Regions from separate parts of the Homo sapiens genome. Here region 2 is linked to region 1. Evidence: chromatin contacts called from ENCODE Hi-C or POLR2A ChIA-PET data. All regions are on one chromosome and are shown on one strand. The core of a region is the stretch at or near the end of the contact, and the rest is flanking DNA. Distances in the headings are between cores, read along the strand shown.

The links. A loop is a pair of places that touch in the nucleus more often than their neighbours do. ChIA-PET counts read pairs that join two places held with the same protein, here RNA polymerase II (POLR2A). Pooled maps may share reads with other maps.
Region 2: a loop to region 1 is called in a pooled map, with 5 times the contacts of the local background. The contact joins the promoter of LIN9 here to the promoter of PYCR2 in region 1. A Hi-C loop is called at or near these places in 6 of 50 pooled maps. POLR2A ChIA-PET finds 5 or more read pairs at or near these places in 2 of 52 experiments (Caco-2 and HEK293).

The regions. Positions count from the first base shown.
Region 1 is chr1:225,922,215-225,927,857 of GRCh38, reverse strand. It overlaps PYCR2 (pyrroline-5-carboxylate reductase 2), which reads left to right and starts at 3,608. Exons shown (of 7, transcript NM_013328.4): 1 at 3,608-3,814; 2 at 4,087-4,157; 3 at 5,475-5,643. The coding sequence starts at 3,748. RefSeq lists silencers at 3,262-3,341, 3,482-3,571, 3,882-4,011 and an enhancer at 3,062-3,711.
Region 2 is chr1:226,305,896-226,311,538 of GRCh38, reverse strand. It overlaps LIN9 (lin-9 DREAM MuvB core complex component), which reads left to right and starts at 2,375. Exons shown (of 15, transcript NM_001366245.2): 1 at 2,375-2,430. The coding sequence starts at 2,400. RefSeq lists silencers at 2,023-2,272, 2,693-2,922 and an enhancer at 2,476-3,242.

The DNA of each region.
Region 1 (5,643 bases), core at 2,359-4,858:
TTTGCTCTTTTTTATTTCCATCTTATATTTTTAAAAAATAAAATATAATAGATTTTGTATATATAAACTTTAAACTTTGGAGATGAAAAAATAATAGATCAAAACTACCACAAAAAAGAACAGTTTGTGGTCAGTGGCTCACTTGCTGCCCTAAGTCCAAACTGAGGGGAGCAAGTGCTTTTGCTACTCCGTGTCTTATGTGGCCAGTCCTGGCTGGGGATGAAGCCAACACTGGGGGTCACCAACATGGCCTCTTTTTTTTTTTTTTTTTTTTTTTTAGACAGAGTCTCACACTGTCACTCAGCCTGGAGTGCAGTGGCACAATCTTGGCTCACTGCAATCTCCACCTCCCAGGTTCAAGCAATTCCCCTGTCTCAGCCTCCTGAGTAGCTGAGATTATAGGTGCCCGCCACCACATCCGGCTAATTTTTTGTATTTTTAGTAGAGATGGGGTTTCACCATGTTGGCCAGGCTGGTCTCGAACTCCTGACCTCAGGTGGTCCATTCGCCTCAGCCTCCCAAAGTTCTGGGATTACAGGTGTGAGCCACCGCACCCGGCCATCCTTTCTTAGGCTTTTGCAGTTCTCCCATTTCACCCTGGCTCCCGGAAGCGGAAACGGGAGATATCAACGCAAGGCAACCAGGTAAGGGATGGGTGTATGTAAGGGGTCAGAAAGGAGTGAGACACAAGTGTCCCCCACACCTCACTCCAAAACACACATTCAGCTTCAGCACAACCTCCTGTATTGCAGGTCAGATCCAGAGCTCCCCACAACAGACCACAGCCAGGAAAAGCAAAGGGCCCTGCAGTGCCCTGGTGGACTATGGGGAGGGTGAGTATCCTGCAGAGGAGCAGGCAGCATTAGGAAGTTGTGAAGGAGGGTAAACCCCCAACTTCCTCACTACCTGACAAAGACTCCTCTACAACAAAAGGGAGGCCAAATGCAGGCAAACAGAAATGAGACAAAGAGAAGAGGGGAAGTGCTGGCAGCGCAGTGTTCTAGTTCCATTCCTGAGGTCCTGCTCTCTGTAGGTGCCCCTTCTGGTCTGTGAGCTCCCCTGTGCCTCTCCCAAGCGCTGTACAGAAGCCCCCCTTTTCCTTCAGCCAGTTTGGTTTCTGCTGGGTTTCTGGTTTCAGAGCTTTACGCTGGTAACCATTAGGCTATGCTGCAACATGGCAGCTATGGGAGCTCTTAAAGCCCCAAACCACTGGACCTTACAAATCTCACTTCTGGGAGTCATGTTAAGAAAATAATGAGTCAGGCAAAGATTTTATCACAATAATATGAACAAAAATTTAAAAAATTGAAGGCCAGGAGTGGTGGCTCATGTCTGTGATCCCAGCACTTTGGGAGGCTGAGGCGGGTGGATCACCTGAGGTCAGGAGTTGGAGACCAGCCTGGCCAACATGGTGAAACCCCATCTCTACTAAAAATACAAAAATTGGCCAGGCGTGGTGACACATGCCTGTAATCCCAGGTACTCGGAAGGCTGAGACAGGAGAATCGCTTGAACCCGGGAGATGGAGGTTGCAGTGAGCCGAGATCATGCCACTTCACTCCAGCCTGGGTAACAAAGACTCCGTCTCAAAAATAAATAAATAAATAAAAATAAGAAATAATAATAAATTGATGTTTTATGAGGACAGGAACTTGTCTGTTTTGTTCATAGCTATACTCCCAGAACCTGGCTCAGTAAGTTATCTATTATATAAATCAATAAACCTAACATTGACCTTTGAATGGTTAAATCAGTAAGGTACATACATATAATAAGTAGTCATTAAAACTGTCTTAAATAACTTTTCAGTGACATTGGAAAATGCTCATGTCTACTAGAGAAATTTCAAAACTACATGTACATCATTTATTTCCAATGATGGAGAAAGTAGATATGCATAGGACATGATAGTGTAAGGAAATACACCAAAAATGTTTGTAAGAAACTATCTTTGGGAAGTATGATGTGGATGATTTTATTTTTACTTTTATCTCCAAACTTTCTTCAATATGTCTGTATTACTTTTCGAATTTAAAAAATACAGAGGCCAGGTGCTGTGGCTCACGCCTGTAATCCCAGCACTTTGGGAGGCTGAGACAGGCAGATCACCTCAGGTCGGGAGTTCAAGATCAGCCTGACCAACATGGAGAAACCCTGTCTCTACTAAAAATACAAAAAATTAGCCGGGCGTGGTGGCGCATGCCTGTAATCCCAGCTACTCAGGAGGCTGAAGCAGGAGAATCGCTTGAACCCGGGAGGTGGAGGTTGCAGTGAGCCGAGATCGTGCCATTGCACTCCAGCCTGGGCAACAAGAGCGAAACTCTGTCTCAATAAATAAATAAATAAATAAATAAATAAAACATAGCATTATTTTGCTTAATAGTAAATATTATATTTGGTCCTCACTTTAAAGGGTGCACAAACTGAGGGCCTGGGGACTTGCTCAGGGAAGTTCACAGAAAGCAGCCCCTTGCCTGGGAGTGGGGGTGTGCATTACACGGAAAGGACTAGAAAAGCTAGCAGAGAGACCATGGGAACTAAGGGTCCTCAGCTCTTCTGAGTCCTCTAGGAACGCCACCTTCTTCCTCTCTACTTCTGTCATTTGTTCCCTGCGGCCCCTTATATTTACTACTGATAGAAAAGGAAACATCACATTGGTGGAGCTTTTAAAAGCAAGAGACAGGTCGGGCGCGGTGGCTCACGCTTATAATCCCAGCACTTTGGGAGGCCGAGGCGGGCGGATAACCTGATGTCAGGAGTTGAAGACCAGCCTGAACAACATGGTGAAACCCCGTCTCTACTAAAAATACAAAAATTATCCGGTCGTGGTAGCGGGCGCCTGTAATCCCAGCTACTGGGGAGGCTGAGGCAGGAGAATCGCTTGAACCCGGGAGGCGGAGATTGCAGTGAGCCGAGATCGTGCCACTGCACTCCATCCTGGGCAACAAGAGTGAAACTCCGTCTCAAAAAAAAAAAGGCAAGTGACAGCAAGGGGCTGGGGGGTGCGGGATCGCGGAAGAGTCGGAGACTCGAACTTGTCCTTCTTGTATCTAGTTTGGACAAATTCGCGAGAAACACTCAAGTTCAAGTGAATAAGCCGCGGCTGACCACCCTGGTGCCGCCTCGCCGCCACCTGGTCTGAACCTCGCCGCCACCTGGTCTGAACCTACGCCAGGAGGGCCTCGTTCATCCCCGCAAATCGGCAACCTGGAGAATTCCTGTGGGCCTTGAGGGGCATCTGATGGCCAGCGCCAGAAATAATATTAGCCAGGCCTGGGCCAGGCCTCAGCCCTGAGCCCGAGGTGGCTTAGGGACGGCGACCTCAGCCTTGGGGTGGGGGGGGGGGGTGGGGGCGGCCGGGCGTCCTGGGCCGGCGGGCGCCTGGAGCTCACGCCAAGCTGCCACAGGGGCTTCCGGGACTCCAGCCCGGAGTTCCGCCCTCCAGTCGCGAGCGGAGGAGGCGGGCACGCGGCCTGGCTCGGGCCGCGGATTGGCCTGCCCCGAGATCCTGGCCACTGATTGGTCGCCCGGACGGGGCGGGGCCACGTGGCCTAAGGCGCCATCAGCCGCCCGGGAGATATCCGCCGGGGGAGAATAGGGTTGCACCATCCCAGAAGCTGCTGTTAGCTCGCCGGTCCTCGGCACGCCGCCCGTTCGCCCCTGCGCTGTCCGCCCTTCCCCTAGCGTTACTTCCGGTCCCTCGCTGAGGGGGTTCGTGCGGCTCCCAGGAGGCGTGAACCGCGGACCATGAGCGTGGGCTTCATCGGGGCCGGCCAGCTGGCCTATGCTCTGGCGCGGGGCTTCACGGCCGCAGGCAAGCGCGTGGAGGCGGGAGGCGGCTTCGCGGGCGGTCCCGAGGCCCGAGGGGGCCTCCGTCCCACCAGCATGAGCGAATGAAAGGGGAGTTTGCGTCCGGTGGGGTAGATGAGACTCTGGTTGAGCAGCAAGTGCGTCTTCTGTCCTCGTAGAGGGTTGAGGGGGAGAGGGAGACTGGCACTGTTAGGACGGCTCTGGGTTTTAGAGCCAGGGAAAGCGTGGTAACGGGCTGGGCCGCGACCCCTAGTTGAAAAGCTCTGTCTTCTGCAGGCATCCTGTCGGCTCACAAGATAATAGCCAGCTCCCCAGAAATGAACCTGCCCACGGTGTCCGCGCTCAGGGTAGGTGGAGCCGGGCGGAGTGGGAAGCGGGTGGAGGCCCAGGAAAAGGATGACCTGAGATGAAGTGAGTCTGGCCGGCCCCTGCGCCCAAGTGCTGGTCTTTGGCCGGCGGTGACCTTTACTCCAGGAACGTGACAATCTTTCCACCTTCTCTTGGGCAGCTCAATGTGGTGGGAACACCCAGGGAGACATAACTGGGGGTCAGATCCAGACACTGGAGTGGTAGAGGATTAACTGAGGTGATTATGTGATGAAAGCACCTGGCACATAGTAGGTACCTAATAAATACTCATTTTTTAAATTTTTTTTCAGACAGGGTCTTACTCTGTCGCCCAAGCTGGAGTGCAGTGGCGCGATCTCAGCTCACTGTAACCTCCGCCTCCCACCTCAGCCTCCCACCTCAGCCTCCCGAGTAGCTGGAATTACAGGCATCCACCACGCGCAGCTAATTTTTGTATTTTTGGTAGAGAATACTGTTGGCCAGGCTGGTCTCGAACTCCTGGCCTCAAGTGATCTGCCCGCCTTGGCCTCCCAAAGTGCTGGGATTACAGGGGTGAGCCACTGCGCTCAGCCATTTTTCTTAATAGACGAGTTGTATGACCTTAAAGTACTCAGCCACTTTGAGGCTATTTCCTCATTTACAACAGTGGCCACTTTGCTGTTATTCTGAGTCGTGAATGAGCATATTGGGAAGAATCTGGTGAGTTAGTTGTTCTGTTCTCCAAAAACATATTCCAAGTCTTCACCCAAAACCTGTGCTCTGTGGGAGAGGATGGCTGATGAGGCAGGTGACAGGCAGTGTCTGTGCCTAGGGTGGGCTGATGTCCCTAGCACTGGAGGGTCCTGCTTCTCAGTTTGGAGTCATAGAGGGATGGATGGCTTCCAGCCTAGCCCTGGACCACATGGAGACTGTGCGGTCCCCACGAACAAGCGGCCAGGGTTAGGATAGGGCCTGACTCAGCTGTGCTTTTAACGACCAGGTATTAGCATTTCCCTTTGCCCTGCCACTTTCACCATAGGGCCTTCTTACCTGGCAGAGGAGTGCCTTAGATACCAGAAGATTGGCAGGGAAGAAGGGCAGCCACTTCCTGGTTACCATGGAGAAGCTTGTCATGCTCCAAGCCTGTGCTTACTTGTCCAGTAGCAACAATGGGAAACTGTATTATTTGGGGTAGGGGTAGAACCCTGAGGGCATAAAGCTAAGAATTCCAGGCTGCATCTGGCAGAATCGGTTTGGCAGGGGTTCAGCTGCTCCCTGGGAGGCCTTGGCATAGCCAGGCTGCTCCAGCACTGTGAGCTGGGAGTCTCCTCTTGCAGAAGATGGGTGTGAACCTGACACGCAGCAACAAGGAGACGGTGAAGCACAGCGACGTCCTGTTTCTGGCTGTGAAGCCACATATCATCCCCTTCATCCTGGATGAGATTGGGGCCGACGTGCAAGCCAGACACATCGTGGTCTCCTGTGCGGCTGGTGTCACCATCAGCT
Region 2 (5,643 bases), core at 1,126-3,625, 380 kb before region 1:
ACCGAAAAGTGGGCTAGATTCCTGATTCTAGCACTTGCTTGCCATTGTCTTTGGACAAATTACCAGGTTGTTGGGAGAATCAAGTAAGCCAATCATTGTAAAACCTGTCATAAATATTCAATAACGAAACTTATTGAAGAGTTAGGTGTGCCTTGGCTTCGATCACACAGCTAAGCGCTAGATCTGGGGCTAGGATACAGCTTCAGGCTTTGGATTTATGAGAAGAGTCAAAGTTTTTGTTTAAAATGCAGATTATCAGGCAAGGGCCTAAAAACATTGATTTAAACAGTAGTTGTGTTGTTGCGTGTACATGAAAACTGCCTCAGAATAAAACCAGGTTTGCCTTGGTCTAATGACACCTTGACTATCATGACATTCACAAAGCTTTTGCTTCTCCCACTCTGGTAACCTCTCATGTTTTTTTAATTTCTATTCTTCCATTCTTAAAGGGCTGACCTTTTCTTGATCTCATCTCCAAATTGATACTGAAGTGCAAGCTGCTGAAGCACCCCCTAGGTGCTGACAACAAGGACCAGTGTTTTAATCTTCTTAGGGAGCAGATCAGAGTGTGTTTAGAAGGCAAAGGAGAGGTTAAGCTAGCTCTGAAGGAAGGATTACTTTGTAAAATTGAACTTTCACCCTCCCTGCTCACTCCCTGCTCTCCCTCCTACCTTAGCATGGCAGCACCCAGTTACCCAAGGCACAGAGCTGGCATCAGCAATGAGACTTCCTTCTCCTCACACCCAGTGACTCACCCAATCCTTTATTTTCCACGTCTTGAAAGGTGGAGTGCATGCTGCCACCTCTCTCTAATACTGCCTATGCTGTGGTAATGGTGGTAATAGTGGCTAGCTGATGGGTGCTAGCAGCTAGTATAAGGTCCTTACATCTATCAAATCGTTTAGCCCTCAAAATAACCCTGTTATTTGCATTTTACAGATAAGAAACTGAGGCACAGAGAATTCGGTTAAGAAACCAACGTGCCTGAGATTATACAACTAGCAGCCCATCTGGATTCTTCCCATCGAGGCCCTGGGGCTCCAGAGCCCACCCGCTGCACCTCTCTAGCTACCAGTGCAGGCATCTCTCTTCTGTCCTTTGCATGCCCCAAATAAGCTTCTTCCTGACTGGTTTCTAGGCTCTCATCTTGTCCCCCACCAATCCATTTCCCATATTTTTGTTCTAAAACACAAATAGAAACGTGCCCCTCTTACACCCGACTTTTCCACTGCTCCAGTGGACTAAGCAAGTTCAACTCCTTAGCCTGGGCGGGCCTCTGTGTACCACTCTGTCACCTTAGTCTACCGCCTTTTAACTTTGTAGTTCCTGGAATTCACCCACGTTGTCTTTTGACTGCTTAACGGTCTCATTCCTCCAACCCCCATAAATTCCTGGAGAAAAGGATTGGAGCTCAATGACATTCGTTAAATGAATTTTTGAAAAGCAACAGTGTTTTATTACTGGAAAGTGTTACAGACAGATATTGTGAAATTTTTCCTTGGGCTTCTTTCAATTTCGTTCAATTCTCGTCCAGTATTCTCATAACATTTGGATCAGGTACTTTATCACCTTGTAGTGTCACTGTTCCTTTCTGTATCCTCTCGAAGCCTCCTGTTACTCGTTTTCTAATTCTCTTCCAGCCCACTGCACGATCTAGTGTCGAATGGATGAAACAGCTGAGCAGAACAGTTCTTTAGCTGTCGGCCTAAATGACCAACTTCATGACCTCTCAAGGTCTCGCTCCCCGGCTGCACGCAGCTCAGCTTCCAACATTCGGGAAAGGCGTGCCCGGATCGCGAGGGGCCGCTGGGACCGAGTCCCGGACGTCGCGACGCGCAGGGGGCTGCTGCGGCCGGCGGTCTCGGGAAAAGTGAGGGGACGGAGGCGCCCAAGCAACGTGGGTTTCGGGAACTGTGAGTATTTCACTTTGCGTAGAGCCCCCTCGGGCAATGCGACCCAGAACCGAGGGCTTCTTTCCCCCCGCCGGGGCCTCCCTCCCGTTCTCCACTCGGAACAAACAGCCTGCAGTTCCCGCAGCTGCAGCGCGGGCCGCGGAACATGCGCCGGGAGCGGGGCCCGGGCGGGACTCCGGAGCTGGTACTGCTCCCCCCGCGCTCCGGCGCCGGGCCTCGCCGTGCGGCCTCCTTCCTCCCTTCCTCCCGCCCGGCTCGGCCGGAGGCGGCGGCGGAGGGGCGAGGCGCGGCCCCCCTTCGGCGGCACCTCCTCCCCGGGCAGGCGCGGGCGGAGCCGGGCCCGCCTCAGCCAGCCGCGGCGGGAGCAGCGCAGCGCGGCGCCGCGGGCAGCGAGCTCCGCATTCGAACCTCCCTCGCAAAGACAGTCTCCGCCCCACAATGCACCGCGGCGGGCAGCCTTTGAAAAAGCGGCGCGGCTCGTTCAAGATGGCGGAGCTCGACCAGTTGCCTGACGAGAGTGAGTAGCACCTCAAAGCACCCCCCCCTTTTCCCGCCTGCTGCTTGCCCAGCGGTTGCACCGGCCGGGACGGACGGCCGTGCCCTCCGCTGGGCAGGTGGGCTGACTGCCAGCCCCACTGTGGTCCCCTAGTCCTCCCACTCCGGTGTTGCCGCCGCGTCGCCGCCTTTGTTATGGTGTCTGTGTGTTGGTTTCTGGGGTTGTGTGAGCGCCAGGGCCGGAAACCGAGAGCCCGGGAGTCCAGCCTGTGCCAGGCGGAGGCGGTGGCTGCTCCCCTGGCGCCACTCCGGCCCCCAGCCGAGGTGGAGGGAAGAGCGGCCCCTGGGCGCGGGGGCTGTCCTCGCCGCCTGCACCACTCGCCCGGCGCCGAGAGACGCCCGCCGGGGTTATGTAACTCGCCTGTCCCGGGGCCGGGGGAGGGCTCGGGCTGGGCACGGGGTGGTCCACGGCCCCTTCTTCTTGCCCCAGCCTCTGATCTTGTCCTGTCACAGCTCCTGCCTCTACGGGCACTTGTGATCTTCACTGTCCTCCCCACCCCCCCACCGGTGTGTCCACCCCTGGAAGTGTTTCCGTGTCAGAGGGTTGGCCCCTTCCCCTGGGACCACAGGTGGCTGTGGACCTTTCCTGAGATCATCCAGCCCGGATACTCAGTGTTCAGGTAGACCCCGTCCCGCAGACTTTATTCTATATGTGTCTTAAGAGCCATAAAGGTACCTTTATGCATGGATGTGACCAACACAGCGTACGTGTACCCTGCCTGACACCCACCCTAGGGCATTGCCTCCCCTAACCATGTTTACTCACCCTGACATCTAAGACATGTATGCTCACTTGTGTTGAGTAAGTAAAAGCACCAATTCCATAGTTTAAGGGCAATGGAACTTAATTTTGTAATTTACAATATTGCATAAATTATATGAAAAGACAAATATGTTATTTAATTACAAAAAAAAGTCCTGAATCCACTTTCACTATTCAGTTTATACATATTTGTGAAAGGCTCAATTACTATTGAATCTTATCTATGCACAAGGCAAATGGACTTAAAAATGAGGACTCAACATACTACCGATTCCATTTTCTTTGTGAGGTCATGTGTTCTTAGTAAGTTATAAAGTTAAAAATTCAAGTTGCCAAGCTGGTGAAAAGTCGTATTAAAAGTGTTTGTGTTTTAAATTTGATAGAGAGCAGCACTAAGTCCCCAAGGAACTTTGTCCATGATAGAACTGTTCTCTTTTGTGATGTCCAGTAGGGCAGCCAAGCTACTAGCCATATGTAGCCATGGAACATTTCAAATGTGGCTAGAGTGATGGAGGAACTGAATTTTGAATTTTATTTAATTTTAACTTGCATAGTCACATGTAGCTAGTAGTCACTGTATTGGGTAGGGCACAGCTATTGACCAGTCATGAGCTGTACTGTTTATTTGTAGAATACAATTGATTGTGATTTATTTTATTTATTTATTTATTTTGAGATGGAGTTTCACTCATTGCCCAGGCTGGGGTGCAATGGTACTATCTCGGCTCATTGCAACCTCTGCCTCCCAGGTTCAAGCGATTCTCCTACCTCAGCCTCCCGAATAGCTGGGGTTACAGGCATGTGCCACCACGCCTGCCTAATTTTTTTGTATTTTTAGTAGAGATGGGGGTTTCTCCATGTTGGTCAGGCTGGTCTCGAACTCCCGACCTCAGGTGATCCACCCGCCTCGGCCTCCCAAAGTGCTGGGATTACAGGCGTGAGCCACCGCAGCTGGTCTTGATTGTGACTTAGAATGCTCCCAAATGAGTGTGGACCTACTAAGCACAGTGTACTTGTCATCCGAAAATGTTTTTCATCATCCTTGGTATCTTTATCATAAACATGTCTTATCACCTCTTGGATGTCACAATCACTAGAGCTACTGTTTTGGTTACTGTAGTCATTCTGTTGTAATGAGAGGCATTTTAAGTGGCTTTCTTACAACTGCCATTAGGAATATTTGCTTCATATCATCCAGCATTTATTGAGAATTTACTGTGGTTCTTTGTAGGGACTTGGGATTTATATTAGGGTTCAAATTCCAGCTCCACTTTCAAATTATATAACCTAATCATTTATATTACTTTGTGACATCTCTGGTGCATTGGTGTGTATTTGTGAAGCGTATGTCTTGTTTAGGTAGACTTCAGCTTTGTTGAAACCAGGGATTTTCTTTCTTTCTTTGTCATACAGTGCCACAAATCAAGTATACATAAATAATTTTTATGGAATTAGTGCAAAGTAACAGGTATTATTACTGAAACTAGAGCAGGGTCTTGAAAAGGAAAAGCGATTTCAATTTGATACTGGAAATAGCAGTATGTTTTTTGGCCACATTTAGTCAAGGAGGCTAGCTAATATATTGTTCAGGAGTCGATATAACATTATCAATAATGAAAGCTACCATTTATTGAGTATTTACTATGAACCAGATGCCATGCAAAGGATATTACATGTATTTGCTCATTTAATCTTCATTTCAGTTGATGTAAGTGCTCACATTTTATATAAGGAAATTAAGGCTATCTTCAGCCCAGATCTTTCCTGAGCTCCCTTTCTTGATATCTCTTGCCTGTTTCACATTTCTTCTTAGATGCTTCAAAGGCCCCTCAAACTGCACAGGTTTAAAATCCACCTCAGTCCTACCCCAGGACAGATACTTCTAGTGATTCGAATGGTTCCACTGTGCATTCAGCTGGCAGGGCAGAAACCTAGAGATTTTCTTTGGCACTTCCCTCTCTTTCTTTTCTTTTGTTTTTTTTTTGAGACAGAGTCTTGCTGTGTCACCTAGGCTGGAGTGCAGTGTGCGATCTCAGCTCACTGCAGCCTCCGCCTCCCGGGTTCAAGCCATTCTCCTGCCTCGGCCTCCTGAGTAGCTGGGTTTACAGGCGCCCGCCACCACACCTGGCTAATTCTTGTATTTTTAGTAGAGGCGGGGTTTCACCATGTTGGCTAGGCTGGTCTCAAACTCCTGACCTCAGGTGATGCACCCGCCTCAACCTCCCAAAGTGCTGGGATTACAGGGGTGAGCCACCGCGCCCCCAGCCACTTTCCTCCCTTTCACTTCCCATATTTAAGCCTTTACTAAGTCTGTAAATTTTACCTTCTAAATATCTATCAATTCTACCCATTTCTTACCATCAGCATAGCCCAAACTGTTACCATTTCTTCTCTTTACCAATTACCTCAGCC